Linked DNA regions of Homo sapiens: region 1 is linked to region 2. Evidence: chromatin loops called from intact Hi-C (ENCODE). Cell type or tissue: IMR-90. All regions are shown on one strand. Each heading gives the region's core, and the rest is flanking DNA. Links, peaks and the distances in the headings are about the cores only.

Region 1 (16,181 bases), core at 4,496-12,495, 63 kb after region 2:
AGGTATTTGGGAGAAAGAAAGGACCTGATGATAAAAATTGATTTGTGGCTTGATTGGTAGATATATGACTTGGCAAATGGGGGAAAGAAATAGCATTGACTGATCAAGGTAAGAGAGAATCAGCAATCAGATTTGGAGAGTAATGAATTCCTTTTTTTTAAAATAAATGGCACACTTATCTCCTCTTTTGACCTACTATGCATGAGAGTCTAAATTGATCACTTAAAATACATTATTTCATTAAAACCACACAGCAACCCAATGAAAATCATTATCCCCATTTTACAGTTGTGTAAACTGAGGCTTTGAGACATTAAATGCTTGCTTAGGATGGCAAAGCTAGTAGGAACAATAATTAAATTCAAGCTCAGTTCCATCTCACATCAAGTTGAAGATTTGGTGGACTATTCAGACAGATAAGTCAAAGAGGGTGTTATAGAGAGCACTGTGCTGGAGCTGGAGATCTGGGAGTCATTAGCAATGTGGGTGATAGCTGAATCCATGAAAATGCTTGAAGTCACTCTAGGAGACCATGCAGATAAGGAATTTAACTCTTGGAGCTCATTTAAGGGGTGGGAAAATAAAGAATATTTACCAAGAAAATGGAGAGTGATCATACAAGTAACAGGAGAATAAAAGAATGTGATATTGTGGTGGCCTTGAGAACAAACACTAAAAGGAAGGAAGATGCGGTGGTCAAGATCATCAGATGTGGCACTGTTATAGCTGAGTGCCCTGGTAGTAGGTTATTTTCCTCATCCTATCTTCTTACATGCTAGTAACATTTGCCAGGAGAATAACCATTCCAGATGGAAAGACCTGAGACATGAACAGAAAGAAGTAGGAAGAGGTTAACAATGCAAGTAAATGGGTTGTTTGATGACCACATTCTGAGAGGAAAGATGTTTTCCTTACCCAGGCACCTAGAAATGTAGATAGATATTCAAGGCCAGTTTATGTATGTGGTTTAAACTTTGAAAACTAACACAGAAGAACCTATCTTATGATAAAAAATGGTGCAAGAAAACAGGTTGAGTGACCATACAATTCATGAATCCCAGATGAGTAATTCTTCTCCCCAAACAGTAAAGGATTAAATAGAGAAGATTAGCCCCGAATTTACATCTTTGGACATGTAGTTGTTGTATCCTTTGTAGGATCAGTAAAAACTTACATAATAAACCTGCATTATTGAAGGTGTGTCAGTTTATCTGAAATTAAAATATAAATAGAAACAATTCTTAATGTAAAGAAACAGGAATACTAAAATGTGATATGTAATTTTTAGTAATTCACAAAGTCCTAAAACATTAATTTTAGTGATTGCTGAGGCCCTATGTGAATATTCTTTAGCTATATCACAGGAAATAATGGTAATAATTCATTTTTTGATGGATTATCACTTGAGCCAATACCATATTATGGGGGTTTTTTTAACCCTCACAGAGAAAATTTGCTTCTAGAACCAGAATATACAAACTTATTAAACACTTTTTGACACATTAGATATAGCAGATATTTTTATGAGGACAGACACCTTAGTTGAATAAATAAAGTATGAAGTCACATCTTAAAAGGGAACATTTTGTTGTTTTCTGATTTTTTGGTATGCTTCAATTAAATCAAAACATAACTTAGTCACTCATTATACAATTTCTAGTTTAGTAAAACCACTGGCCTTAAGATGTCTCTTTCAGCTTTGTCCCAGAAATCTATTTTTCAATTAACCTGCCTAAAGGTTTAACTCTGAAACTTTCTACAGCCATGATGGATGCAAGCATGTGTGTGCACCTGTAAAATTCTATATCAACATATGGCAGTGTGGTATGTAGATCAAGAGATATTCCCATAGTCACCATTTCTAATTTTGGTTGTGACTTCACCAAAACCTTGTATAAAACCAAATACAAGGTTGGGTGCAGTGGCTCACGCCTGTACTCCCAGCACTTTGGGAGGCCGAGGTCGGTGGATCACCTGAGGTCAGGAGTTTGAGACCAGCCTGGCCAACATGGCAAAACCCCGTCTCTACTAAAAATACAAAAATTAGCCAGGCGTGGTGGCACGCATCTGTAATTCCAGCTACTCAGGAGGCTGACACAGGAGAATCGCTTGAACCCGGGAGGTAGAGGTTGCAGTGAGCTGAGATTGTGCCACTGTACTCTAGCTTGGGTGACAGAGCCAGACGCCGTCTAAAAAAAAAACCCCAAATAAAAAATAATTTATTAGAATGGTTTTTAGTGTCATTCCTGGATGAAAGGTTAGGGAATATATTTTAGCATTCAAGTTTAAATCCTGCCCTCTATCACTTATCAGTTATATTACATTGAGGAAATTATATAACATCTCTAAGCCCAGTTTTCTTATAGGAGAATTTTAAAGTAGACTTTATAGATTTACTTTAAAGACCAAATGAGATAAAATATGTATAAGCCTGAGTGTACAACCTAGCGATTAGTAAGCATTCAATAGAGACATACACACATGTACCTATATAATATCTGTTATTGAAATCAATCACACATATCTATGATATATATCATATATATTAGTATATAGCTATGCATTTAATAAGTATTTGGAATGTTTGTCACGTGTCCAATACTGTTCTGTTCACTAGAAATAAGCAGTGAACAAAACCAAAAAAAGCATCTCCTTTCACAGAGCTCAGATACTTGTAAGCAATACAAATGGTAATGAACAATATGCATGCAATTATTTTCCAGCATCACCTACATTTGAGTACCCACTATATTAGGAAAAGCTGAAAGCAAAAACAAGAAAATATATTTTTAAAACTTCAGTAACATCATAGATGAATCCGTTGGTAATATGTTGGTGGCATTTCTTTCATTTGGAATTTGTAGATAAAAGTAAAGCACTGGTGTGTATAACAAAAGTATATAAATAATTTATGTAACAGGTGAAGAGACAAATAAGGAAAGGCAGTTTCAGACTACGGGGAGTAAAATTAGTTATAATCTGTAGAATTTACAAGAAAGGTTCACGTAGGCTCTTTTCTTTGATCTTGAACAACCTTGTCAGGTGTGTAGGGCAAATACTATATTCAGATTTTATAAAGAAACAGAAAGGATTATAGTTGGCAGGTTTTACTCTAGTTTATACTGTTTGCAAGTGCAAAACGAGAATGAATAAAATGGAAATAGAGGACATTATTGCAGATTCTGGAGAAGGTGGTATATTTTATTTTCTTTCTTTTTTTTTTTTTTGTAATTTACTTGGCAGTATTGTAGGGACTGCCATTAACTGGTCTGTTAATGAGCAATTGTTATCTACTCCTGAGGGCTATTAATAACTGCAAAAAGAGAACCTTTGTAGAGCACGGTCTTGTACATATACGGTGTTCAGCATGTGAGGGAACAATGCAAATTAGTTGTATTCCTTCTAACATAACTGCTTTTGGGCAGACGTCATAGTGGTATCCTGATTTAGTAAAGTAATCTTTGTAGATCTGCTTTTGAGGATGTATACTCCATCATTTTAGTAAAAACAGGAACATATATTTCAGTCTATAGCTTCACTTAACTATGTCTCTTATATTGTTATTGCCTAAGATACATATGCTCATTGTAAAAATAATCTAGAAAATAATTTTTTTTAAAAAAAGGAAGAAAAGCAATTACAGTTTATATTCCCTTATTTGAAACCAAATGTGCCTCAGAAGTATTTGAATAGGAAAAGGTAATGTATTCATATATATTAGGTAAAATGACTTGCAGAACCTTGGACCACACCCTATAATAATGCACAGTACTATTTCTGCAGTGAAACAGAAATCTTCAAACCATGTGTAAAAAAAAGCACCACCATAAATAGCCTGAGTCAGTGCAGGTCAGGTTTTATGACCAAATTAGTTCAAGTCAGGACAGATTTTGCCACCAAAGAAATTTAAGAAAAAAGAAAACAAACTTAAGATTTTTAGATTTGTAGATAAAAGATAATGGGCCTGCATTAAAAATAGAATATAATTCCCTACTTAATACAGGGATTAGATTGTAAATACTGATTTTTTAATACTCTGTAAGATATCACATATAGGTCTGTTTGGCTTTTTTATTTATTTTTTAGAGTAAATAGTTTTATTTTTCTGTCACTAAGATTTTCAGAAATGGGTCAGCTTTGTTCTTATTTCAGCTTTTATCATGTTCTCAAATATCTGTAGTAGTTCCAAAACTTCTACCTACAAACCAGTTGGCACTAACAAAAAGAGAATCATACCGGGTTCTCATTCCTTTTGGAGTTTCCATTTTGTACCAATTCCCTTCAGACTAAAAGGCATCCTTTAGAATTTCTCCAAATGCAGGAGGTCTGCAGGCAACAAAATTTCCATGCTTTTATTGATTGTTTTCACTTTTTTTAAAAGAGTATTTTTGTGGATATAGAATTGTGGGTTCACTTTGTCTTTTCTTTCAGCATTTAAAAAAATGCCATTCCATTATCTTCTTGGCTTCCCTTGTTTCTCATAAAAACTTACCAATAATTACGTTCCTTGTTCCCATGACAATGTATTTTTTCTCTTGTTCCTTTCAGGGATTTTTCTCTGTGGTTTGTTTTCAGCAGTTTACATAAAATATGCCAGGGTTTGACTCCCTTAACATTTCTTCAACTTGGTTATTAATGAATCCTTATATCTGTAATGTAATGTTTTTCATCAAATTTGGGAAGTGTATGGCCATTTTTTCAAGTATTTTTCTTCTCCAATCTCTCTATTCTTCTTGTGAAACTCTAGTCACATATATGTTGACCGTTTGATAACACACAGGCCAAGAGGGTCTGTTCACCTTCTTCAATCTTTTTCCCTCTGTTTTTCCAATTGCATAAATTCTATAATCTGTCTTCAAGTTCATTGACTTTTTTCTCTTTCAACTCCAATACTTTAATCTGCTATTAACCCCATGGAGTTAATATTTTATTTCTGTTATTATACTTTTAGTTCTAAAATTTCCATTTTGTTTGGCTGATAGTCTTTATTTCTTTAATGAATTTTCCTGTCTGTTAATTTGTTGAAACCATGTCTTCCTTTAGTTTTTGAATATATTTGTTTTATTATTTGAATGTTTTTATACTAATTATAATAACTGCTTTAATGCTGTTATTTGCTAAGTCCAGCATCTGGTTTATCTCAACTTTGTTCTTCTTGACTCTTGGTCCTGTTTTCTCTCTTTTTTATACATAATGAATTATGTTGTTGAATCCTGGAAATTATGGATAATGCCCTGGGCTTGAGTTCTGTTTTCTTCCTCTGAATGGTGTTCATTCTTATTATAGCAAGCACTTTATTATTAGCTGATCACTTTGCACTTGTTTGAACTTGTACTACTCTTTGTTTGAATGCATATGCTTAAAGCATGTCACTCCAGTTTTACAGGACTCAAACTCCAAAATCTCTCCCTTCCACATCTTATCAGATTAGGTTATGGGTTTTGTTAGAGCAGGCCTAAATTAGGTCTTCCTCTGGAATACAACACTTTTAAAATCTCAGCCTTTCTTGTGTCAGCTGGATGTCAGGGTTTTTAACAAGGTGTTAATGAGATCTGACTGAGGCAAGAACAACTTCATCCAGCTTTTCTCTTCCAGAATTGCCAAACCTGTAATTTATCTGAACAGTTTTTGCGAGTAGCAACTGCAATCTGGTAAGCCTCTGGTGCTCTCATCCTGCATATATAGCCCAGGACTCAACCAGAGACTCACAGAGTGTTTCCACGTGAATTTCTGAAACCCACTTTCTGGACACCTCCCTTGCTCTGACACTCTGTACCACAGAATTGATTTCTTTCTGCTGCCCCACATTTTCATATCTGCCTCCTCATCTTAGTGGGACCACCATGCTTAAACACAAGCTCTCTGAACCTCTGTTGAGATTGTTCCCAGACAGAAAGTGTGGAATGATCATGAATATTAGCTTGTGAGTATCCTTTCTTCTAGTCTTGCACTGCCTGTTATCTGTTACCTAAAAAGAATGGCCTCATACATTTTGTCCAGTTTTTTCATTTGCTTGCTGCAGGAAAGTACTCTAGTATCAATTACTCCATCATGGTTAATGGTCATATTGCCCTCCAGAAGATTTTCCTGATTACGTTTCTACCAAAAGTGTTTGAAAATTTCTATTTCCTTGTTTCTATGCCAACTCTGGGCTTTATCATTCATTTTGCTGAAGATCATTATTTTTACAATTTCATAAATCGTATATACTCTAATTTTCAAAACATATGAAAATTCTTTATTATAATTCTGCTTGAAGACTTCCCCTGAATATTTTAATATATTGCAAGTAAGTCAATAATTTAATATAGTGGTAGAAAATGTGTTATTTTAGCTAAAAATAGAAAAAAAATTGTAACATTTCTATTTTAAAAACTAATTTGTTAGCTTTCTCTTTGATTAAATGCAGACAACTACCAAGAAATGAAATAGGTTTAAAAAATTATACTGTTTTTCTCTCACGATTCTTTAATGTTTGAGCAAACACATGTTTCTTCTCTAAAGCTTATTTAATATGCAGCACCTCCAAACATTATGTCTGTGGTGTGATGTGGGAGCCAGCATCTGTATTTTTAGTAAACTCCCAAGGTGACTTTGAGTGAGGTAATCTGAAAGCCAGACTCTGAGAAACTGTTTGTATAATTGAACATGACTCTAGGTGCTAAGGAGCCAAGTGAAATTAATGGTATCAGCAAATAAACTTGAAAGGCACTGAGTACACTATTTTCCTCATAATGCAACAAAGTATTTTAACTTTTGTGAAAGGCTCTGCAGGAAAAAAATAAAACAAACAAAAAAAAAAACATGTTTAACCTAGTTTAACCCAGTACTTCCAAATTTATATGACCCTATAAACTCTTTAGCATCAACACTCTTGGGAAGATGATTAGATGGCTTTTGTTGAGACAGCCTTTCTAAGGGCCTCCCCTCAAATACAGACACTTGAGATGCCCTCGATGACCAACTGGGGCTCTAATACCCCCAGGGCTGAGGCTGAAGGTGTCAACATTACAGCTTTCCAATTACCAATTCAAAGCTTACCATGTGAGAAACCCTGCTAAACGTGAGAAATTGTGCTAAATAAGTCAGTTTAGAAATACTTCATATTTTTTGTAACAAGGCATACACATGCACAGAATGCTACCTTTTAAAAGTAGATTCAGTGAACTAATAAAGATTTTATAAACTCATGATTCAGTTTTATTCTGAAATGTTAAAACTCACTATTAAAAGATTTTAGCAGCAGTTTGATTACCTAACAGGAAAATAAATGTATTAGGAATGGGTATTTTAACATAAAATAAGGCAGCCAATTATCAGTATGTAATTATAGAAATTAATAATTGATGTGTCTAGTCATACCTCCCTCATCTCTATTAAGCATTCATTTGCCAAGCAAATATTTTGCAGTTCTTTCTTGGGCTTTCAAAGTATGTTTCCTCATTTTAATAAGCAAGTTGTCTCAGAAAATTATTAAAAAGGAAGAGATGCCTTTTAGTAAATATGGTGATTTTATCTTTTATAATAGTACTTTAAATTAATACTAGAACTAATCATTTTGCAGTAATTTACCCCTAATATCGTGTACGGGGCTGCCTAGGCTGACACCTAGGAGCAAGAAGAGCACAGGAACTTGTGTGACTGTGGGTGACACACCCATGAAGCTGGCCCTGACTAGAATACATTTATAGGTTAGCAACCAGGAGGAAGGGACTGGCCAGATCTCATTAAGGAGGCAGTGTTCCCCCAAATCCCTCAGAAGCGCAGGGGAAAGCAGACAGTTTGGCACATGAGTTTCCAGGGAAACCCCCTTAGGACTGTTTACATAAGACTCAGGAGATAGATATACAAATGACTATTCCAATGACCTGCTTAGTAGTGAGCTGTGTTTGATCACTCGCATGAGGCAGCCAACACTTACTGTACTTATAAATGCAAGCTGATTTCTTGGCTAGAGACAGTGGAAAGGTTTAAGGATAATTGCTGTGCTCCCTTATATTAGAAAAAAATTAGATAGTATAAAATAAGGCAGGAAGGAAGACTGTCTAGGAAATTTTCTTTAATGATTTAATAAAACAAAAGAAAATAAAAATATCTCATATGGATTGATGAGTCTGCTGTGTTACCTTTGTGCATAGAGTTGCATTATGCAAATGACTTTGCAGATTTGTCTTGCTTATTCCCACAGTGCTTTAATGTATTTAGAGTATCTCTATTATCTGTACCTCACAGAAGAGAAAATTGAGGGCCAGTCAAAGAAAGTGACTACAATTGTGTCAAAAGTGTACTCAGCGATGGAGCTAAAACTAAAACATAACTTCCATTTACTGAGAACGTTATTGATGTGCCAGACACCATGCTAAGCAATTTCCATGTCTTACTTGTTTAATTTTTATTAGTCAGAGCTCTTTCAACTGAAAGTGACCACACACCTTACTCAGACTACTTAAAACAAAATAACTGTTTTCTTCGTTTAACTGAGAAATCCAGAACACAGCCTCAGACATAGCTGAATTTGTGCTAAGATGATGTGGTCAGGAACTTACTTCACAACCTTTCAGTTTTACTTCCTCTGCATTGCTTGTTCTCAAATGGAGTCTGTATGTGGTAGCAAGAATGGCTCCAGCACCTCCAGATTTACAAGCTTGAATGCTCCTGATTTCAGAAAGAAGAAGAGGCTCACTTACCTCATTCCCAGGAAGGGCAGGGCCCTCACTCTTTTCTAGGTCAGTTCCTTTGTGAATCACAGGGGCAAGGGTATGCTCTTATTGGCCAGGCTTACATCATGTGGGCCTCCCTGGAGCCGGAAGAGAGGTAAACCATTCCTTAACCAGGTAGACTGAAAATGAGGTAGGTGGTGTTTCCGAAAGATGTGTCAGGGTGTTAGTGCCAAAAGAAGGGAAGTGATTCTGGCTAGGCTTTAGCCTTAGCTTAATGGATTTTTAGATAGCCATTATGAAAAGCATGGTTATTATTTACGTTTTACACAATAGCAAAGTGAGGTTTAAAGAAAAAAAGAAGTGACAGCTTCGCTGTAACCATATCATAGACATGGTGCCTTCCCCAAGGATATAAAAGCAATAGTCCAATTCTGCAGAACACTAAAAAGGATTTATAGTTGTGAATACATTCAGGGAATACCATTCTCACCACCCCCAGAAGGAAAACATTTGATAAGTATATTATCATCTTCAAACGAAAGGGCATGCAGATGGCTTTATGTGGACATAAGTAATTGGGAGTTTTATGGCCATTCTGGAATGCCTGTCTCTCAATGACTAACATTTTAATGGGAACACACTTACTACTCAGAAAACCATAAATTCTAGATTCTGAACTCTTGAGTCCAATGCCTATGTATGTTTGCATCCATACTGCCCAACTCACTCAGTACTTTCTTGTTGAATCAATGAGTGAAAATGGATAGAACACAACTTAAGACTACTTACTTAATTATTAGTAAATGATACAGCGCAAGGATACCTCAGAAGTATTCCTCATACAGGGAACTCATTACCATCAAGACCAAAAATAACAAAGGAAAAGAGAAATGACTAAAAGTGGTATTGTAACTTTTACTGCAAATGGATAAAAAGCAGCTTTTGTATTGTGGTTTTTTTTTTTTTTTTTTTTTTTTGGGGGGGGGACAGAGTCTTGCTCTATCCCCCAGGCTGGAGTGCAGTGACACTATCTCAGCTTATTGCAACTTCCGCCTCCCAGGTTCGAGCGATTCTCATGCCTCAGCCTCTTCAGTAACTGGATTTACAGGCGCCTGCCCCCATGCCCAGCTAATTTTTTGCATTTTTAGTAGAGACAGGGTTTCGCCATGTTGGCCAGGCTGGTCTCTAACTCCTGACCTTAGGTGATCTGCCCATCTTGGCCTCCAAAGGGCTGGGATTACAGGCGTGAGCCACTGTGCCCGGCCTGCATTATCTTTTTATTAGCTCATCTTTATAGCCCTTCTTTGTGTAATATTTTTAAAATGGTATGCATAAAGTATGTTTGTTGTGAGCCTTGTCAGAAAATGGGGATTTCTGTAAAATTTTGCTCTCATAGTAAGTGAAAACATTGGGGAATATGGAGTCAGTTGTCTCATTTGAGAGTACTTATTTCTTTTCAGAGCTGATAGTTTTATCTATCAGAACCTTTCTAAGCAAAACCTGTTTTTATGCAGTTTTATTTGGAGCTGTGTTATACACAGCCTCTACTCAGTCTCTTTTCATAGGGCAACTGTAGTTAAGAGTAATTTATTGTATATTTTAAAATAACTAAAAGAGTGGAATTGGAATGTTCCTAACACAAAGAAATGATAAATGCCTAAGATAATGAGTACCCCAGTTACCTTGATTTGATCATTACACATTGTATATCTTTATCAAAATACCACATGTACCTCATAAATAGTACAACTATTATATATCCATAATGATTAAAGATAAAAAAATTTAAAGAGTTGCAAACAAGAAAGAATGTAGATTATGCTGTCACATAGAATGGTAGTGATTCTTACAAACTGCAGCAGGGAACCATAAAACTGTTAAGACTTGTTAAAAAAATGCTTTCTATGATAACATGCTCATATAACAAAGATTTTACATCTGTATTCTTCTGAGTTTTCTCTCCTTCATGCCTACAAATTAATTCAACAAATATTCAACAGGAACGTATATGCACACACATGCCTGTGGTCATTGACACACACACACACACACACAAATCTTGCCCTAGCTATCACAGTTTCATGGCTTTCAGATCAAGTGTTTTGGTATGTTGTATTTCCCTAGAAGTTTCCACTGCTAATTCCAATAGGTTGTTAATAGAAATTAAGGAACACCTCCAACCACATGCATCCATTTTCAGTTGTGACAGGTCTCTGCACAGCATCCCCATCCCCAAATGTTTTTTCACTTCTAATCTTTACTTGTATTATTTATCTCCCAAGAAAATCATCTAAGTTGTTATCGGGGTAATTCTTTTTTTTTTTTTTTTAGACGGAGTCTCGCTCTGTCGCCCAGGCTGGAGTGCAGTGGCGCGATCTTGGCTCACTGCAAGCTCCGCCTCCCAGGTTCACACCATTCTCCTGCCTCAGCCTCCCGCGTAGCTAGGACTACAGGCGCCTGCCAGCACGCCTGGCTAATTTTTTGTATTTTTTAGTAGAGACGGGGTTTCACTGTGTTAGCCAGGATGGTCTCGATCTCCTGACCTCGTGATCCGCCCACCTCGGCCTCCCAAAGTGCTGGGATTACAGGCGTGAGCCACCACGCCCGGCTATCAGAGGTAATTCTAAGGAAGCGGCTGCAAAGCAGATATTTCAGAGCCTTTTAATTAAAACTAGAGCCTGCAAATCTTTGGGATGATTATTATTTTCACTTTTTTTGAGTGTGGCTTAAGAAGTGAATTTTAAATTACAGAGTATGCTTTGCAACTTCTAAGATTATGTGCTTATACTTTGTATCCTTACAAATTTCAGGCATTATTCTGGCAAACTCTGTCTTGCTCTTTTGTATAAACATTATTTTTAATTTAGTGGATTTTTATTTTTCAGTTTGCTGTGTTTTAAAGTTGAGTTTATTTTTTATTAAGAATTACTTTGACTCTTTCAGTTGGATTCATAAAACACAAACTATAAACATGAGATAAAATCTTTTATGTCAGAGTAACTCGTGCCTGTGGAATAGAAGCCAACTTGAGATGTGAGATTTGAAATTTATAGTATTACTCACTAAATGATTTCTGGTTGTAAAGTCCTGTACAATTCAGTTCAAGTTAATTCTTCTTATGACATTTTCAGTAGAATTTAAAAATGTGCATTATGTTGATGATAATGCATATTTACAAATTATAAATTTAGTTATAATTTAAAAGAAGAATAACTTGATATTTATGATCCAACTCACTAGTTAATAAAAACATTTTAAGTAAATATATTTTTACTTTGCCAGATTACTCACAAATTTGCTTTAACCCCCACATTGCTAAATCTAAACTAGTGTCTTTTAAACCTAAAATTTATGTGATTGGTAGAGTGGCATGATTATATGCATAATGTTTACATGACTTGTGAAACCATTTATAAATCTTGACATAAATATTATTTCCTGTATTCTTATATTTATTTTGGCATCTCAATTTTTGGCTATCTGTAATTGGGACATATGAGTAAATTTCTGATTTGATTCAGCTTATTTGGATCATCTAATTTCAAAATTTCCTCTACATTTTGAGATATCCAAAGAAACATATTGCCAACTTGTTACTGGCAGCAAATTTGTATGGGTCTGCAGCAACCTAAGTTCCTGCCTCCTCAGAATAAGGAACTTGACCAAGGGGCCTAAGGCGGAGTGAGAGACCAACGCAAGTTTTAGAGCAGGAGTAAAAGCTTATTAAAAAGCTTTAGAGCAGGAATGGAAGGAAGAAAAATACAGTTGTGCGACTTGAGAGATCAAGTTTGCAGTTTTGACCTTTGACTTAGGGTGTTACAGGTTCTCATACTTCTGGGGTCTTGGACTCCTTCTCCCCTGATTCCTGCCTTGGGGTGAGCTGTCCGCAGGCATGGTGGCCTGCCAGCACGTGGGAGGAGAGCATGCGCAGTGTGTTTACTGGAGTTGTGCCCATGCTCACTTGAGGCGTTTTTCCCTTACCAGTCTAGCATTCCTAAAGGAAGGTCATATACCAGTAAAACTCTCCCATTTTGCCTGTTAATGGACATGCTTGAGCTCACTCACTCAGCTCCTGAGATCTTACTGGGAAGCTGCTGATCACCAGTTTCAGGTGTTTCCATCTACTGGGAGACTGTGTTTCCCTGGCACTGTTAACGGTGGAGGGTGTCCGGTTCTTGGCGTCTTGAGGAAAGAATTGGACAAAACACACAAACAAAGCAAGGAAGGAATGAAGGGTTTTATTGAAAATGAAAGTACACTCCACATTGTGGGAGCAGGCCTGAGCATAGGGTCTCAAAGGCCCCGTTACAGAATTTTTTGGAGTTTAAATACCCTCTATTTGGGGTACACCCTATGTAAAGGAAGAAGATGAAGTAAAGTTACAAAGTCATTTACCCGGCGTATGCCTGCGGAGAGGATATTTCCTGTCATAGCTGAAGTTTGAATCGGCTTTATGTTCCCTGCCTCCATACCCTGTTTTCCTGCCTCAGCACCAGCTGCAACCAGTTATTATTTTAGAGAGACATGACATGTGATAACTGCCTGACCATCACCTGTTGGTCGCCTGACATTACTGGTTGGGGGTGGGGGACTCTGCTCACCTATTCATGTCTGACTAGCTATGTACTGTAACAAACTGACAAATAAAATTGTGTAAATAGTAGAACTTTTCTATGAATAGGTGTCCACACCTGAAATAAAATCAGTTGTGTTTCTTTTTTGAAGATGATTTTGAATGGTGAGTGAAACATTTCACCATGTCGAAAGTCCATCACAGTTACAGACCAAATGTGAATTTTCCAATCCTAGTGACTTATACAGTTATTATAAAAATTCATTTGCAGTCATCTTTCTTCAGATAATGAAATCATTGTTTTAATGTTAACAAAATGAGATTGTCACTTTATAATGTTGGTGTGGAGGAGAAAGTAATATTAATGATCAAACTTAAACTTATGTATTGGCTGGTTACATTGGCTCACCACGCCTGTAATACCAGCACTTTGGGAGGCCAAGGTGGGCGCATCATGAGATCAGGAGATTGAGACCATCCTGGCTAACATGGTGAAACCCCCGTCTCTACTAAAAATACAAAAAATTAGCCAGGCGTGGTGGCGGGCACCTGTAATCCCAGATACCCGGGAGGCTGCAGCAGAACAATCGCTTGAACCCGGAAGGTGGAGGTTGCAGTGACCCAAGATCACGCCACTGCACTCCAGCCTGGGCAAGAGAGCAAGACACTGTCTCAAACAAACAAAACAAAACAAAACAAAACAAAAAAAACTTATGTATTGTATTATAAGAATACACATTTGGTTCCGAACTTTTGACTTAACATTCTTTCCTTCTCTCATAGTTGTAGCTACACCCAATATGTGCAAAATATAAGATATTCATATTAGTTCCCCTTGAATTGTATGTGTTTCAATTTTTATGAGATTTGGAATACATTCAGCACATGGCAGTGGCTTAATACATACAATGTTTTTTGATTACTAAATACTTATGTAAATAATGGTCCAAGTCAGTAGTCCTATGTCTAAATAGCTTTCTTTTAAAAAGTATTGTAACATCTCATTTCTTCTTTTTTTAATTTAGATCGGGGTACTGTGCAAAAAGTGGTTGTTCTTCCTACTAACAACTCTGTCAGTGGCGAGCTCATTCTGGAGGAGCTGGAAGTCTTTAAGGTTTGAACATCTCTTCTATTAATCTCAGAACATGCATGATGAGTGGAATTCTTTAATCTTACAGCCACTTGGGAGGAAACTATATTTGATAAAAGATCAAATAAATGAATGTTATGAATTTTTGAGGGTAGGAAAACACCAGATAAAATAAGAAATACAGAACAAATATTTTTGCAAAGTATTTTCCTACATTTCAAGTTATCTTAAGATAAAAGGATTCTTTCTGTTTTTAAGCTATCATCACAACTTGAAGAATTGTGGTCATCATTATTTTTAAAAAATGAGTTCTAGTTGTCAAGGTCTGGAAGATTTTGCCATGAAAGGGCTTTTATCATTTGCTTCACAAGCCACTGAAACCCAAATACTTTCACATTATTGATTGTTAGATAAGCTTTCTTATATTTTTTTAGCCAGTAATTTCAAGAAAAACGACTTTGTTTTCTCTTATTTTATTGCCTTTAATTCAAATGTCACTTCAGTTAAATAAAACAAATGTTGTCTCTTTACCACTCAGAACTTGAGATTTCATTGTATTATTCTCCTTGTCCTTGAATTTGGGATAAAAAAAGAAAAAAAGGACAGAAAAAAAAACATACACAAGGGAAGTTCAGTACTGTAAGATCTCACCTGGTCAGGGCAGAGTGCATGTTCTTTATGTATCTGTGAGCCAGGAGAGGGGATTTGTGGTGTCCTGCTGTGCCCTTCTCTACTCACAGTGTCAGTCACTGTAGTTCAAGTGGTGCTTTTTATCTGCATTTGGAAAGATGGGTAAAGCGCAGCAGAGGAGCTATTAGAATTGCAAAGAAAGTTTGGCATGGAATCAGTCCTGCTGCAGAACACTATTTCCAACTAAACCAATTAAGAAACAATGGCCCAGACACAACAAAAGACCAGAGTCAGCCTATGACTGAGTAAAAGTAGCACTTGAGAACTCCCAGTAGCAGACTCTTGCTAGTCCAGCAAGTTGCTTTGCTTAGTTGAGTAGACTTAGAATGTATTGACTCATTAGTAGACATTCCCACGGTCACCAAAAATACTGACTTTATAAGCACGTAAGTGGGTAGGGTGCAGTGCTGTTAGATTTAGGTAATACATTTTAAATGTAAAGAAATATAAAATAGAATCAAATAAATTTGAGGAACTCTGGCAAGTTTCCTACTATATTATTAAATTTGTAATTTTTAATGCTAGACTAACTTTGGCACAGGTTCTTTGTGATTGGTGTGTTAAAATCGGGCTCATAAAATGACGTCAATGATATTCAGACAAGTGCTTTTTCATGCCTTGTTTTATAAAGAAATTGATTATTTCACTAGATTAACCAGAATCACATTATATAGAACATATTTTTTTTCTCATTCAACTCAGTAGGGAGAACTTGGCTTGCTAAAATAATACGAAGTGCCTTATTCTGGAGTATTCTTGAAGATAGCAAAAATGTCATATAGCAGCACTTCATTTTTAATACTGAAATATCTCCTTTTGATTATCAGGAAATGTTAATTAAGTGAGCATGACATAAACCTAAACATACATGTTATGGAAAGAAACATGAGTTAGTCTGATCACATGCTAACTACTTATGGTCTGTCATATGAGTTATGCTGGTGTTATCATCTTGAATAATAAACTCTCAGTGGAAAAACAGAGTCAGTCAGAATGCACGTGGGGGACATCAGCCCATGAGACACCAAAAAAAGTCTGAGTTTTCTTACTGATGTGTGTGCCAGTGATTGATATGGCCAAGTCAGGAAACACAGTTACTGAATACAGTTACTGTCTTCAGCATGGTGTTTGTGTCACATTTCTGAGGTGAGGTAAAAATAATTGGGTG
Region 2 (16,181 bases), core at 3,138-11,137:
TAGCCTGATTCTTGATCAAAGGGTAATTACAGTCCTTTTAACTGACAGGGCATTGAAATGAGCCCCCAGGATTATGAGAATATGTATAAGTTGCATTTTTGTCAAGACTTTTTTCTACATTTATTTATTACTATGCAGGCACACAATAGTTTAAGAATACAAAATATTTTTATTCTGCTTTACTCACTTAATATTGTATCATGAAGCAATCTTGCTCTCAAGAACTCTTCATTAAGCAGAATTATCTTTCTAGCAAACTTGTATGTGATCATGGCGGGTACTTGCTCGGATTTGTTTCATTGGCATCTGAAGTGACTTGGGAAAAATTCAACCCCTATGGTTTGACAGTCAAGAAATTTGGATCTTTCTGTGTTGGTTGGCTCCTTGTTTCTGCTGAGAAAACCCCACTCCATTCCGCTTCTTGATCAACCCTGAGACTTCTAATCATCCTTTGAATCTCCCACCTGAGGGTTTCTACGCAAACTTTTTCTACTCCCTGGAAAATGCTTATTTCTTTATTAGCTCAACTTTATCCTTCAGGTCAAAGTTTACATGATTGTTTCCACAGCCATGATGTAAAGCCCTTGTCTTAAACACTTACCCTCCCTTTTACTATACTTTGTGCATTTATTACTGTGATTTTAGTATAATATTGAGTGGCTTAGTTAATATTTATTGAATGGAGAAACAAGATCAAGTACTTCCTTCTGTCTAATATTTTTCTGTTATTTCCAGGAAGACTTAATTCTTCATTCTTTAATGCTCCTCAATTTTTGGAGTCATCTTTTTACACTGCAGTTGCTCGTGTACCTCCACTTTAGACTCTCCTGTTTGAAAGAGAGACCAAATTTTTGCATATTTTTACCTAGCTCCTGGCATTTACCATCGCGCTCTCTCTCTCTCGCTCTTTTTTTTTTTTTTTTTTTTTTTTTCCTGGAGACAGGTGCTCTGTCACCTAGGCTGGAGTGCAGTGGTGCAATCACAGCTCGCTGCAGCTTCTACCTCCCATGCTCAAGTGATCCTCCTACCTCAGTCTCCTGAGTAGCTGGGACTACAGGTGCATGCCACCAAGCCTGCAGATTTTTGTATTTTTTGTAGAGACATGGTCTTGCCATGTTGCCCAGGCTAGTCTCTAATTCCTGGGGTCAAGTGATTCACCCGCTATTGCCTCCCATAATGTTCGGATTACAGGCATGAGCTACCACACCTGGCCTTTTTACCATCTATTGAATGAATGAATAAATATATGTCTCAAAGAATATTTCTGTTTTGTATACAGCCTGCTGTGTTATGTATAAACACAAGCAGTATGTCATAGAGAGCTGTGGGCTGTGTTATGTATAAACACAAGCATTGTGTTATAGAGAGCTATGGGCTGTGTTCAGAACTTTATGAGGGTGAGAGGGACAAGAGACTTCACTAAGCACATAGGATCTCCTATTCTTGCTATAATTAAGTGTGCTGACTAAAAGTACCCACTGGAAGCCCACAATATGGTCAAGGGAGTTTTATTGAAAGCATCCAAATCCAGCAAATAGTATAAATTTTGTGAAAGACTAGTGTTAAATGTTGCTTTAAGACTCTTTCCATATGTGGTTCCAGTGTGGTCACTTAAGGGATGTGCTTGGGGAATGGCGTCTATTAGATTCTCGGTGTTCTGGGGTTTTGCTGACATGATATACCATGTCAGGTCATCATCCTTCCCCAATGCACACACATTGGTCTGAAATATTGACTGTCTTTATATTTCTGTCCCACCATCCAAGGACTTTGCTATAAATGTTTTAAAATATATCCCTACAAGTCTTATTGTTTGTGAATGACCTTTAACACTTGTTTCCATATTGAATATAGCCTGCTTTTATGACTTTAGCACATGAGAAAATGTTTTCCGTATCTTAACATTTTTACACAAAAAAAATTTTTAATGACAGTGTAATAGTTTATTTAGCAGAGGTACACTTATTTACCCTGAGCTCCAGCTGATACCACATTTCTCTTCTGTGCCCACTTTTTTCTCTGTCTGTTGTCAGGTATCTGCTTTTGTTTTGTTAACCATCCTGGAACCACTGTTCTTGAACACCTTGCCTCAAAGTAAAGCTTTTTCAGAAGTGCCAAGAGGTCTAGAAAGCAGGTGTCAGATGAAGTGTTTCCTCCTCTACAAGTTTATCTGCCTTGTTTATATCTCAAGTGGACACTCTGAAACTGAGGCCTTCCTAGAAGTATGAATATCATTGATACTGATAGCTCATCTGTGTTGTCCTTATATAGATTAGTGATAAGTTCAGATTTTATTCTACTTTTTAGAAGTAAGTTACTGCCAGTTCAGTCTCTCATGACATCTGAGATATTCCCTAATTGTGTATTCTTCCTACCCTGAGATAGAATCCAGACAGTACTTACCATACAAGGAACAAAAGATTGGCCATGTCTTCCAAGTGAGCTTAGAGAAAGGGAAGTCAGAGTTTAGAATTCTCTATTTAATTGAATTACACAACACAAGTAAAATATGTTTTTTGTAGGTGATAAGGTGTGGCTCTGTGTCCCCACTGAAATCTCATCTCAGTTGTAATCATCACGTGTCAAGGGAGAGAACTGGTGGGAGGTAATTGGATCATGGGGGCGGTTTTGCTCATGCTATTCTCAGTGAGGGGGTTCTCAGGAAAGCTGATGGTTTTAAGTGTTGCACTTTCTTGCTCTTTCTCTTTCTCTTGCCACCATGTAAGAGGAGCTTTGCTTTCCCTTTGCCATTCACCATGATTGTAAGTTTCCTGAGGCCTCCACAGCCATGTGAAACTGTGAGACAATTAAACCTCTTGTATATGAATTGCCCAGTCCCAAGTACTATCTTTGTAGCAGTGTGAAAATGGACTAATATAGTAGGGGAACAAGATAGCCTTGCTTTTGGTTTAGCTTCATTTTTCTAGAAAATACACAGTTGTATTACTGTGGCTATGTTTCTAAGATTGGTTTTTACATAGACCCCTTTTTCCTACAAGATGTATAGTAATATGAAGGATTACATTAGCTTTACAGATATCCCACAACAATAGATAATATGTGTAAGCAGTGAAAAAGGAATTATTTTTATAGACATTTTGTTGCTATACAGAACATTAGAGATTATTCTGGTTCCAAAATATTCTCATTCTTTTTTTATATTGTAGATGCAGGACCTAAGGGGAGTGCTCTGGAGGGTGGTGTTGGGGTAAACCCTGTACCAGCAAAAGGTGAAACTAAAAATTTAACCTTGGTCTACTATTTCCAAAGCCAAGCCTTTTGCCTTCCCCAGCCATACACACCCTACTTTTTAATAGTGATAAAGTATTAATATTTCATGTAAACCATGATTTTCTGAAATTTGATGGCATTTTTTCCATTTGATTGGTTTATGCTCATATTTTTAATTCACCATGATTAAAAATAATAAAAATCAATATAGCAAACAAAAAAATGGTAGAATGTGAATGAACAAAGACCTGTGTTTCATGTTTAGAGTCAATTTCCACTTGAAAACTGTACAGAAACAAGGTAGGTTTCAGCAAGTCATAGTGTAGTCCCCTACCCCACAATCCAGGACATTGTAGACCATTTCAGATGACCTTCCAGGCAGCCTTCAAGAGAAAAGAAAACCAAGGAGGGAAAGGAGCAAATTTATCAGCGAACCTGAGACCTGACTTTGTCTAAAGGATCGAGAAAGCTTTTATGAGACAGCCCTGTTTAAATTACATCAAAACTATTGGTCACATTATAAGTAGGAATTAGAAAAAGGCAGGAAGAATTTTATAAGCAAGAGGAACAACATGTACAAAGGTCCTGAGGCCAAAAAGGAGCAAGGCAAGTTTGAAGTTTTAAAAAGAAGGCCAGCAGAGCAAGAACAAAGAATAGGCCAACAGTGATGATTAAGATTTGTGGTAAGGTAATCTGGAACTAGATCATAGGAGGCCTGGAGGGCCATGTTAACCCTTTCCTGTTTGCCCCAATAATCCTTGCAGCTGCAGCATTTACCCCAAGGTAACTTTGCCACAAAATATCTCGCTTTCATTATTATTTTCGCATCACTCTAGTATATCGACTTAGGAAACAAAAGACTTATTCTATTTATAGTATTCTGTTTTTAGTAGTGGTATTTCAATTCACAAAATACGGTAATTCTCGATTCCTGAAAATGTCAAATCCCAGAAAACTTAGCATTCCTATGTGTTAACATCTTCTTGAACAGTTGTTGGCCAAAGATTGATTTGATTAATCCGACGTTTGTGAAATAGATGATTCTGAAGATTCAGATGATTCTGATGCTAGTTCTGTGTAGAAATAACTGCAAGAACAGTTTTATATTTTATTTCATAGTGAAAATCAGTCAGACTTGCTTCAGCCCCAAACAGTGCGTTTATGAAAAATTAAAGGAGCACTGACAGCATGCTCCACTTTTTGTTCTAAATGGGAAAGGGTTAAAATTTTGAAATTTTTACTAAAACTAATAGAAAACCATTCAAGGTAATTAAGAGGTTGCTTAAAAGTAGAGCAGCCATATAATTTAACTTCCAAAACATGAATCTTTTGAGAATGAAAGAGGGCACTAGTGATAATTATGCTGGGGAAATGGGCACAATCTGGGGCTGTCTGGGGCAAACCAGGGCGAGAATCATTGTTTCAAGACACCTGTGCATTTGCAAATCTTCCCTCTGATGCAATGCGTGGGAGATACATTCTGTGTTCACTGCTGTCTGTCTGTTTTTGTTTGTTTGTTTGTTTGTTTGTTTGTTTGTTTTTGAGATGGAGTCTCCCTCTGTTGCTCAGCTTGGAATGCAGTGGCATGATCTCTGCTCTCTGCAATCTCCGCCTCACAGGTTCAAGCAATTCTCCTGCCTCAGCCTCCCGAGTAGCTGGGATTACAGATGCCTGCCACCATGCCCGGCTAATTTTTGTATTTTTGGTAGAGATGGGGTTTCACCATGTTGGCCAGGCTTGTCTCAAACTCCTGACCTCAGGTGATCCACCTGTCTCAGCCTCCCAAAGTGCTGGGATTACAGGCGTGAGCCACCGCGCCCAGCACTGCTGTCATTCTTTAGCTGGGTTCCCTGCGTATAGTTGTTTCCTCATTCCTTCTTTAATCCATTTGGCATTTTGCTTCCATTTATCCCATCATGCCTGTCAAAAAGCAAAGAAAAGGGGAACCTTCTGTCTTCTACATGAAGCTGTGTCTGTGCCCTTGATGAAGCTATGTCTGATACCATTTTCATGCTGCCTCTCACACCTTTTTTAATGCTTTAGTGAGAAGAGCATCACTGAGATGTTGATAGTTCTCGAGTTGTTTAGAGTATGGTATCTACTCGTCCCCGACTGGCAAAGAAAATTTGGGAAGCTGAGGCATTTCTTATACTACATTTGATACTATGCAGACCCATGTCCAGAGCAAGAACATGAAAGAAACCCAACTAGTAACTGTCGAAGTTGTCAGTCTGATTAGAAAAGCAAGAGGTCATCTGATTGAGTTCACAGATTAAGGACTGGCTTTGCTTTGAATCCTGAAATCTTGCCTCTTTTAGTCTTTACTGTGTGATCTTGGGTAGATTGCTCAAATTTGCTCAATTTTAATTCCTTTGTGTGTGGGACTAGAGTAATATTAGAACCGAATGCAAAGACTTTGAATGGAAATTGTGTGAACTAAGTTTATAAAGCACCTAGAACACTTGCTGCTACTGGTAAGCCCACAAGTGGCTGCTATTTGGGGCTATTATTTTTGAGCAAATATGGTTTTAATAACATGCCCTCTGGTCTCTATTGTCTTTGTTCACATTAGGAATTAGTAGCTGTAGTTTCAGTCCGCTGAAGTTTCACTGCTCTTTATTTTTTTTTCTAAACAGACAGGTGAAATTCACTTTCTAATCCAGTTTCAAAACAATAAGCCTCAGGGAGAGGATGGGTCACTTGAGCCCACTCTGCTTAAAATTCTTCTGAGATAAGACATTCAAAAGAGGAAATTATCCTGTCAGTAGCAATATCTCTGAAGTAAAAGATATCCTACAGATTTACTTTGAAATCTGTAGATGTGCATTCTGCCTGAGATCTGAGGTTTATGATGAGAAGAATGTTTTGATGGACTAGCCAAACAGAATAACAGAATGTTAGGTAAGCAGTGAAATAGTAATTAGGACATGGTATCTTCGTTATTTCTATCCTCTTATTTCAGCAAAGTGTCTAGCCTGCTGGGATAAGGGCTCAATAAATGTATATTGAACAAATTAATAACACATCATGAATTTTAAATTCATGAGTAGTTACTGCATATGCTTCTAATCTAGGGACTCCTGGGAATTGATTTTCAATCAAGGAGTCTTTTACCTATTTTTGAATTTTATAAAAGGCTGAAGACAATGTAGTATTCTGAATGAATGAGTTACCCTACTGTGTAGTTTGACAGGTATACAATTGGCACTCTGAATTGTAGGTATCACATCCATGGATTCAGCCAACCACTGATGAGAAATATTCAGAAAAAAATAAAAAATAACAATACTACAGTAAAAATAATACACATTTTAAAAGCAATACAGTATAACAACTATTTACATAGCATTAACATTGTATTGGGTATTTTATGTAATCTGGAGATGATTTAAAGTATAGGGAGGATGTGGGTAGGTTATATGCAAATACTCTGGCCTTTTGAAGCAGAGATTTGAGCATCCTGGATTTTGCTATCTGTAGGGTATCCTGGAACCAATCTTCCACAGATGCCAAGGGACAACTATAAAATAAAACCCTAAACTCTCTACCTTCCTTTATCAAGTTCACATTTTTGAGTGCATGAATGAGATTCTTCGTGACTTAGTTAACTCAAAAATATTAAGATCACTGACTGGCTTAACAGAGAACAAACGTTTGTTCTTATATGAATAGTAATAGAGTGTTATTGATGGACATAATATGTTACTGTATTTTGAACTATATTATAATTGCTGTAACAATATATTGACTATACTTAGGTAGCTCCAGAAGCTTCTGTTGGCAGGGCTTAGATTTTGGGGAAACCTATTGTTCTTCCAGCTTTGGTTAAATTCTCAAAGCTTCACAGTGGTTTCTATTACAAAGAAAAGTTCATGTAGATACATGAATTTTAGGTAAGCATATTGTGCAGCAAATTTTACCCCAGGGAACATTGGCATAGAAGACATTACAGTAATTTTCCATCATGGAGCTCTACAATAATGTAGATTGTAGAAAACAAACATGCATAATTTTTTTTAATGCTGTTTCCTGGGAGATTTTCCCAGGGGCCAGGAGACCTATGCTGCCCTTTGTGGAGCCACTGCATTTTCTAATACTACATACTCTCAGCCAGAGTCCCTTATTCGTTAATTGAGCATGTCCTGAGAAACAACACAAATAGCTGTACCTCATATGCTTCAAAAAGGATGACATCATTGTGAGGTTAAAGGAATGACAATGCCATTCTTTGCCTTGTTTAGATGATGGACTAGTAATTGTAATGTTTTTCTCTCACTGTAGCCAAATCATTACATCAGTCACTTTCTATAACCGTGGCCAATTCACTGGATCATTCATTTACTTAAATTGGATCTATGTGAAACCAAATGATAGATTCTTGGGTCATTCTTTTTATAAATAAAATTCTCATTGCTTTGAGCTCATCTCTATGTTCTAAAAAAAAAAAATGGTCGTTTCTCTCCCCAAGTCGTATAGTTCAATTATGACTACTAACAGCAATTTAAATAGCATTTTAACAAAATAGCCTAGGCTTTTTACAACAAGGGCACTTCTGAAGTAAATCTCCCTGGTTAACAGCTGTCAACTATCAGTAAGCCATAGGTAATTAAATTTGAAGATGCTTTATGGCTCGGAAAACTAGATAAAAATCCCTGGACCAGAAAGGTCTTAAGTTGATGTAGCTATTGCTCCCTGCAGTATTTGAATTAATGCGATAGATTGACGATTTTCTTTTCTTTTCTTTCTTTCTTTTTTTTTTAGACAGAGTCTCACTCTGTCACCCCAGGCTGGAGTGCAATGGCGTGATCTTGGCTCACTGCAACCTCCGCCTCCCAGGTTCAAGTGATTCTCCTGCCTCTGCAGGAGAATTGAGGCTGTCCTGCCTTAGCCTCCTGAGTAGCTGGGATTACATGCGTCTGCCACCATGCCCAGCTAATTTTTGTATTTTTAGTAGAGATGGGGTTTCACCATGTTGGTCAGTGTAGTCTCGATCTCCTGACCTCGTGATCCACCTGCCTCTGCCTCCCAAAGTGCTGGGATTACAGGCATGAGCCACCGTGCCAGGCCTGGATTGACGATTTTCTAATGAAACAGGCAAGGAGGAGAACTGCAATTGTTTGCTTGTTACTTGCACATAAAATTTAGTTGAGCCTATTTTCCCAGCTAAGATCACACTCTTGGTTTTATTTCAGTACAGATTAGAAAAAGAAAGGGAAAAGAAAAAAATAATGGTTTGGAAAAAACATCAAAACTAAACTTTCTTCATGATAGAAAGTGTGAGAAAGTCGTGATGGGGGTTTGTGGACCCTCAAAAGATAATATCAGTTAGTATTTATTTCTACAGCAGAAAAAGAAAACCTCAATTCAAGGTGCCTAAAAACTGCAAGGATTTCTTTTTATTTCATATAACAGAATATTCCAGTAATAATGGAGTTCCGGTTAATTCAGTAACTCAATGATTTCTTAAAAGATCCAGATTTTTTTCTACATTTCTGCTTGCCATTCTCAGCAAGGAACTTTCTTGGTAGATGCAATTGCTGCAATCATCATGTGCTCACATACCAATGTCCAGAGGCAGAAAAAGAAATCACCTCTTCTTTTGTGTGTGCCAGTTTTTAAGACTCAATAAGCCTTTTTCAGTAGCCGTGCAGAAGGCCTCCCTCCAGAGTTCACTGGCTAAAGTTGTTCATATGGCCGTATTTAAAACACTCACTGGCTAGAAGAATGGGGCCAGTATGGTTGTCATTGAACAGCCCTGTCAAGGTGGAAGAAAAGAATAGTATCTAATTAGATAGATAATCTACAGTGTCTCCTCATGAAAGGAGCATATATTGATCCTCTACTGTGGGCTGGTGGAACATACTTTGAGTTCAGTATTATTATTGCCAATGTATAGATGAGGAAATTAAAACAGAAATGAGCTAGTTTTCCCAAAATAATATACTTAGTAAGTGATGAAACTGAAATTCAACTCAGAACTGTGACACCAGTTGAGTACTCTCTTCACAATGTCAAACTGTTTCCTATACATCATGAATCACCTTCTGGCTCCCTTTTTGTTTCTAACAACCAAGTCATCTCTATGCTTTGCTTTGCTTTGCTTTTTAGATATACTCTTCCCCAGAGAGTGTATCTACTCTCAGAATTCCATATAATCATCCATGAAAATAACTGAACATCTCTACCTGAAGATTTGCTACTTCTAATGACAAAATTAAATTAATTATCTAATTCTACATTCTTGTGGAACATTTCTGCTTTGATTTGAATGTAATTTAATCTGTCCATACCTAAGTACTTTCTCTACCAAATATATCTCCTTTTCAGATCTCCCAAAAGTAGTAAGGGCATATTCATTTCTCCTATACTTAGCTTACAATGTTAAGGGGAATTTACGCCAATCTTTCCTCTACCCCTAGCCAAAACCTACATAAAATCATTCCAAATTCTTTGTTTTAGGCATTTCTCACATCAATTTTTCTTTTCCATTTTAGCATATCAGGTGTTCATCAATATACTATCTCAACTACTAGAACAATGTCTTTTAGTCTTTTCAGCTTATATACTTTAAAAATTACCCTGCATACTCAAATTATTTTCCTTAACAATGCCTTATTTTATTATTGTGTTCTCCTGATTAATTTGAGTAGATGCTACTTGTAAAAAAATTGAATATATTAATATTAACTCTAAATTAGGCATTCTAGTCATTTTTATCCTCCCTGCATAAGAAATTGTTCTGACTTTGCTTGCTGAAGATTGATGTCTTGCCCCAAGTTATAATAATAGGTAACCCATGTAACCAGCATCAGTATAGCTCCGGGACTCTTTTAAAAACTTTATGTATATTAAACTTGACAACAGTTTAAACTTCACAACAACCCAATGAGGTAGATGCTATTATTATACTGATTTTAAAGATAAGGACACTAGAGTTCAGAGAGATAAAGGCCCTTGCCAAGTACATCTAGAAGTGAAATGGTAGAGCCAGAATCCAGACTCCAGTGGTTGAACCCCAGAGGCCATGAACTCAGTTATATTTTACTGCGCTAGTCTGTGTATGTCACTCCACAATTATTTATTAAGAGGTATTTGTTGAATGTGTATTCCAGCAGCCCAAGCAATATCTTACCCCTGGTGTTTTACAGAAGACTTACACAACCATGAATCATAGCCCTGAGATAAAAGTAAGCGTTATAAAACACCTGGATTTTAGACAGAATCAAGGCAGTCTGTGTCCTCTCCAACCTTTGAGTGATACTTGCTTTGATTCTATATTCTCTCCCATGTTCTCAGCTCTTGGATTTTTTTCTATTAGCCCTAACCTCTAGTCTGGCATGGGCTGATTTTTTCCTGAAAGACTTCCCTCTCCCCTTACGTGCTCTCCTCATGAAGGAAGCTGTTTCAGTTTTTGGGCTGTGGCACCACCTGCCAGCTGTGTCACCTCTCTGTCCATGATTCCTAGGGAGACTCAGTAACTGGAAGGTTATCAGGCTGCACCATGCTCAGCACCCAAGCCCCCTGTTTCCAAAGACCTTTCACCCAGGCCCTTGTTATTAATGACCTGTCTTTTGTTCTTGTATGCTGTCATGATCTTACATTTTAAGATTCTTCTGAAATATTTTTCTAACCTCTTGATTGTTTTTTCCAACATAAAAAATCCTGTATTTTACTATTGTTGTATGAACAGTAAATTTGAGGCTATAAGATTATGTCCTAATAATTTTAGGGATTTAGCTCCCTAAATTTTAAAAAGTAGGAAAACATACATCTATTTTATCTAAATTCATGTTTTTCTTAAAAATCATGATCCAAACTTAATAACAGTAATTAGAATTTATTGAATACTATCTCTTGTCACTCATTTCACGTATTTATATGTGTCAATTAAATTGATTTCCATGGGAACTCTTGGCAGAAGTTACTATTATTGTTGCATTTTACAAATGAGGAAATTAAAGCACAGAGAGGTTAAGTAACTTGTTCAGTTTCACAGGAAGTTTGGCAACAGAACCTGGTTTCATTATCACTCTGCTTCTTCCAGGGCATTTTCAGATTATTGGCTGAAACTACTTGCAGGATATTATGGCAGACATTCTGAACAAATGTGCCCAGAAAATAGGTTAAATTTGTGACTTCTGTATCTTCTCATATGGGCTATGGCCCAAGTACTCATGGAATATAGTCCATGACTTCCTATAAGAATTTGTATCATTTTGATTTCGGTTTAAGTCAAACTACAGCTCTATCAGAATTTTTAGAAATGTGTTTGTCATTCAATGCCTAAAAATCTAGAAACAGTTCATCATGGAAGCAGTCATCCCAGAAAGCAGACTCTTTCTTAGAGTTTGTCATTCTTCAGATTATAATCAAAAGAACAAATAAATCCTGAACCATTTGAATAGAAAAGTCTAAAGTTATGCTCCTTGAGAGGAGCATTTTGACCAGAGAATGTATCATGAATGTCACGATACGTTGATTGTCTTCAAAGGCCAGCCATACAGGCAGTTAGGCAATGTGGAAGAAGTTAAATGAGTGTGAGTCACTAACCTCTGAGGATCCTGGAAATATGAACATTTAGATACCTGAAAATTCATATATTTTCCTTAGATATATGAATAGTTATGCTGCTAAAAATAACATTGCCTCCTGAAAATACGTCTACTTTCAAGTAATTTATAGAAAAATAAGTCGGACTAATTAGAATTACGTTGGGAAGCAAGGCAAATATTTGTAGTAGGAAATAACAATCCTAAAATGATGAATAAATAGAGTCCAAAAATAAAACATTAATAGAGGATAAGAAGACAATCACACTGCTGTTGGTTTTGTTTTCTGTTCAATCTGCTCACTGTATTTTTTTTGGTTTATTTATTTTAACTTGTTTTGAGCTGATGATGTCCAGTAATAAAACAGAGTTGAGATTATTGCAAACGTGACTGATTTTGTAATCACATACTATTACCATAAACTTTAACATTGCACTTAGTGGTTTATGTTTTACTTCAGTACAAATATAAATTAAAATGCCCATTAACATAACTTTTTTTTTTGAGGCAGTGTCTCGTTCTGTTGCCAGAGCTGGCGTGCAGTAGCATGATCATAGCTCACTGTAACCTCAATTTCCTAGGCTCAAGAGATCCTCCCACCTCAGCCTCCAAAGTATCTGGGACTAAAGACACATACCACCATGCCCAGTTAATTTTCTAAAACAATTTTTGTTGAGACAAGGTCTCACTATGTTGCTCAGGCTGGCCTTGAACCCCTGGCTTCAGGTGACCATCATACCTTTGCCTCCCAAAGTGCTGAGATTACAGGGAACTAGCCCATAACTCTATTTTAAAATTAATTTCTTACTGTAGAAGAAAATGTACCTTGACATTTTTTGGAATATTTGCATAATAGTTTTTATTAAAATAATAGAATTATAGAACCAGGATACTGTATCTACACTTGTGCTGTTCACTCTTTCAGAACTTCGAGAAACCAAGACCTCTGAATACTTCAGCCTTTCCCACCATCCTTTAGACTACAGGATTTTATTAATGGATGAAGATCAGGACCGGATATATGTGGGAAGCAAAGATCACATTCTTTCCCTGAATATTAACAATATAAGTCAAGAAGCTTTGAGTGTAAGTTTATCACTTTCACGAGGACAGTGTCCACCTTTTCAATGTCTCTTTTTTAAAAAAAATAAATAAGTAAAAAATAATATGCATTTTATTAGAACAATAGAAAATACTGGTCCCATGTTACTATGAAAGTTAGTACTTATTTCATGGACTGAAAAGGTATTAAGTTCAGTTCTCATCGTCTAGTTCCATAGTTTTTAACAATTCAAAACCTGGAGCTAACTGAAAAAATACTACCTGTGTATAAATATATAAAGAAAAAAGGGATTATAGGGTAGTGCATGAAAGAAATGGTCAGAGAAAAGGAAGATCTACTTTGTCATCTCTGTGTAACCAGTGAAGGGCCTGAAAGGAAAACAGCTATTAAATACGCTGTTACTTGATCCAGTATGGCCTATATTTATCATTCCATTTCACAAGGAAATAAAATTGAGCTTCACTGTAGTGAAAAAAATACATGTAGATTAATTATAAATTTATTACAACAAGGAGACTTCTGCATTTGCAGAAGTGTTAACACAGGCAATGGACTGACAACTAAAAAAAATTAATGATTATTGCCAAACTGGACCCAAGGCTGCAACTACTTAGAGTACTAGCACAGTATTTCAGAGAGAGGGAATCTCTTGGTTTTCATCCAAGTTATTTTAGCTATTGAAGTACCCAGGGGCCCATCTTATGTAAATCTACTAGCCTGGTTGTGTGATTTACCAAAAATAATACTAACTGAGAAAGATATGTAAGTGTAGATTTATTGTCATATAAGCAGTTGGGAAAAGTGTACTATGTCAAAAGGAGTGAAAAATTGTATTGTTCACATTTATGTTAATAATGATCTTATTTTAATATACAATTAGTAAATGAACATATGTTATTGAAAAGCATTTGTGAAAGGAAACACTGTTGGAAGAAATAAAAATAATTGTAATTGTTAAAATAATAGAATCTTTATTAATGAATTGATAAAAAAGAAAGAATTTTAAAGTCTTAGTGTAAGATCACCTTAAATAAATCTGTTAACAAAAAGTAAATGAAGAGCACTGGGCTGTCATATGTCCAGGTGAGATTATGCAACCTTTATTTTTCTTTCTGAGCAGGTTTTCTGGCCAGCATCTACAATCAAAGTTGAAGAATGCAAAATGGCTGGCAAAGATCCCACAGTAAGTGTTAAAAAAAAAAAAAAAAAAAAAAACACTAACTTAAATATTTGGTTTTCGAATCCATGTACTTTGAGGGAAGCCAAAAATGAGACAAGGATGGTGGTGTTTTAAATTTTTGCTGGACACAGGCTAAAAACCTAAACCTTGAGGAGACTGGAACTCTTGGGCTCTCTGTAACTTCAGAATTCCTAACTGGGTAAAAATTGCTTGCCTTGCTTTCATTATTTCATTCAGATACATTTCATGATGGATTTCATTAATAACCTCTGTTCCTAGTGGATTCAACCTGCAGAATTCTCAGCAGGCTCCTGAAACGATGATAATGCAAGTGTCTGGAGCAGCTCCCAGATACCCTGTGGGCTTTTCCAAACAAAGATTCTTGGCAAAAGGGTAGTGGTTAGCCAGCAAATTCCATAAATACAAATCACCAGTGATAAATGGTACCTTTGTTAATTAAAAATAGCCACAGAAACAGCAATAGAGGCAGATATAAGTATCAATATATGTTCAGTATGCAATACCTGTGCAAATTGTATTCCTCTAGGTGAGATTCAAAATAATCAAGGAAGAAATCTATATTGATTTCTACAAATGACTTGCTGAAAGTAATACATTGCCATTCTTGAATATTCTAAAACAAATACGTGGAGCAGATCTTTAATGTGTACACGTCATTTAATGTTTATAATGGAGCACATAAGTCATCTCACCATTTTGCCTCAAATAATGAAAATGTAATACAGCCAAGCATCAAAATCACCCTGTCTTTCAAAAATAGTTTGGTAAAGAGGTTCCTTTCTTCATTCATTCCTTCCATTATTTGCTCAATAAATACTGATTCAGCACCTGTTATATATCTAGCATGGAGCTGGTTGCCAAAGACATAATTGGTGCAAAGACAGAAACAGTTCTGACTCCAGTCAACTTTATTACCTTGTTAGAAAAGTCTGCCATAATCAAATGAGCATAGATATACAAACTAATTTAGAAATAAGCTGGAAATATGGTAATTGGGTGGACAGACGAGTCAACACGTACACATACATTCAGGTCTCAGGTCATAACAAGTAATAGACCACCTTAGTGTTAAAAAATGTTGTCTAAGCATTTATTTTGTGGTAGGGTCAAGAGATGCTGATTTCAGGAGTGAAGACTGCCCTGAGTCTTGGAAGTAGAGATGGATCAGACAAGACCGAACATGGGAAAAATACTAATCCTGTGGAAAGTGGAAATATGGGATTGAGGAAATGAAACATTTATTTTCATTGACTCCTAACAGCCCCAGGTGTAAAGTTGCAAAAGTTTTTGGCTCAAGGCAGGGCCATGGAAGACTCTGGAGGGTAGGATCTCTGGCCTTGCTAGAGGGTTCTTGGAGTGATTTATCCAATAAAAAAATTTAAAAGTGGGCAGGAGAAATTTGCAGGGGCATATTTGCTATCCAAGGGATCTGTTAGACCACAATCTTGGGGGAAAAAATCCAGAAAAATGTAGAAGAAACACTTAAACAAATACATTACAATGACATTCCAGGAAACCAATGGTAGAATGAAGTATAATGTTGCAGAGAATGATGTTTTGTTCCTTATTATTTTAATAATTGTGGATGAATTAAACTGTTTTCTTTTATTCTCTAATGAGATTTTTTTCCCATTGATGTGTGTCTGATCATGCCTTGCCTTTTGCCACAATAATATCCCGTGGCTATACTGAATTGCATTGTCCTTTGTTCAAAAGGATTTGCATTTCTCATTCATATGAACTGCCATAGGCAGAATGTGCAGAATTTAGGTACCTTTGTACATTCTATTTCCAAAAATTGCTGCCGAGTTTCTGAAGAATCTTAGACAAGTCATTTGGTTTCTTACTTCCTTTGTCAAAGTAGAAACCCTCTGGGGTTTTTGTTTTGCTTTCTGACAATTAAACGTTATTAGATAAAAATCTTCAATACATGCTGACATTTTCCCATAGTTTTGTCATGCTGTAATTTGTGGATATTTTAAATTCTACTATATGGCCAGTTATACACAAGGGAAATATCTAATGGAGTGCTCTTTCCTATGTATTTTTAGGACTCGGCTGGACAGGTTTTGTTTGTCCATACAACATTGTTGAGTGCTGGGAAATACTAATCAAAAAATACATGTTTGGTCTGTGC

The links. Peaks named below come from ENCODE experiments on the same cell type or tissue, not always from the same donor. Only the 100,000 strongest peaks of a DNase experiment are listed, where the experiment ranks them.
Region 1: it touches region 2 in a loop (1.9-fold over the local background); 3 of 110 quality-filtered maps call a loop at or near these places.

Annotation. Positions count from the first base shown.
Region 1 is chr7:80,763,321-80,779,501 of GRCh38, reverse strand. It overlaps SEMA3C (semaphorin 3C), which reads left to right. Exons shown (of 18, transcript NM_006379.5): 13 at 14,259-14,347. Among named protein-coding and RNA genes, the nearest start is that of CD36, 130 kb to the right of the region's middle. RefSeq lists an enhancer at 14,747-15,483. In IMR-90, for the core only: no CTCF peak of the experiment used is centred there; a DNase peak (open chromatin) is centred at 7,861.
Region 2 is chr7:80,825,270-80,841,450 of GRCh38, reverse strand. SEMA3C (semaphorin 3C) reads left to right here. Exons shown (of 18, transcript NM_006379.5): 3 at 12,706-12,866; 4 at 13,964-14,026. Among named protein-coding and RNA genes, the nearest start is that of SEMA3C, 86 kb to the left of the region's middle. In IMR-90, for the core only: no CTCF peak of the experiment used is centred there; a DNase peak (open chromatin) is centred at 7,430.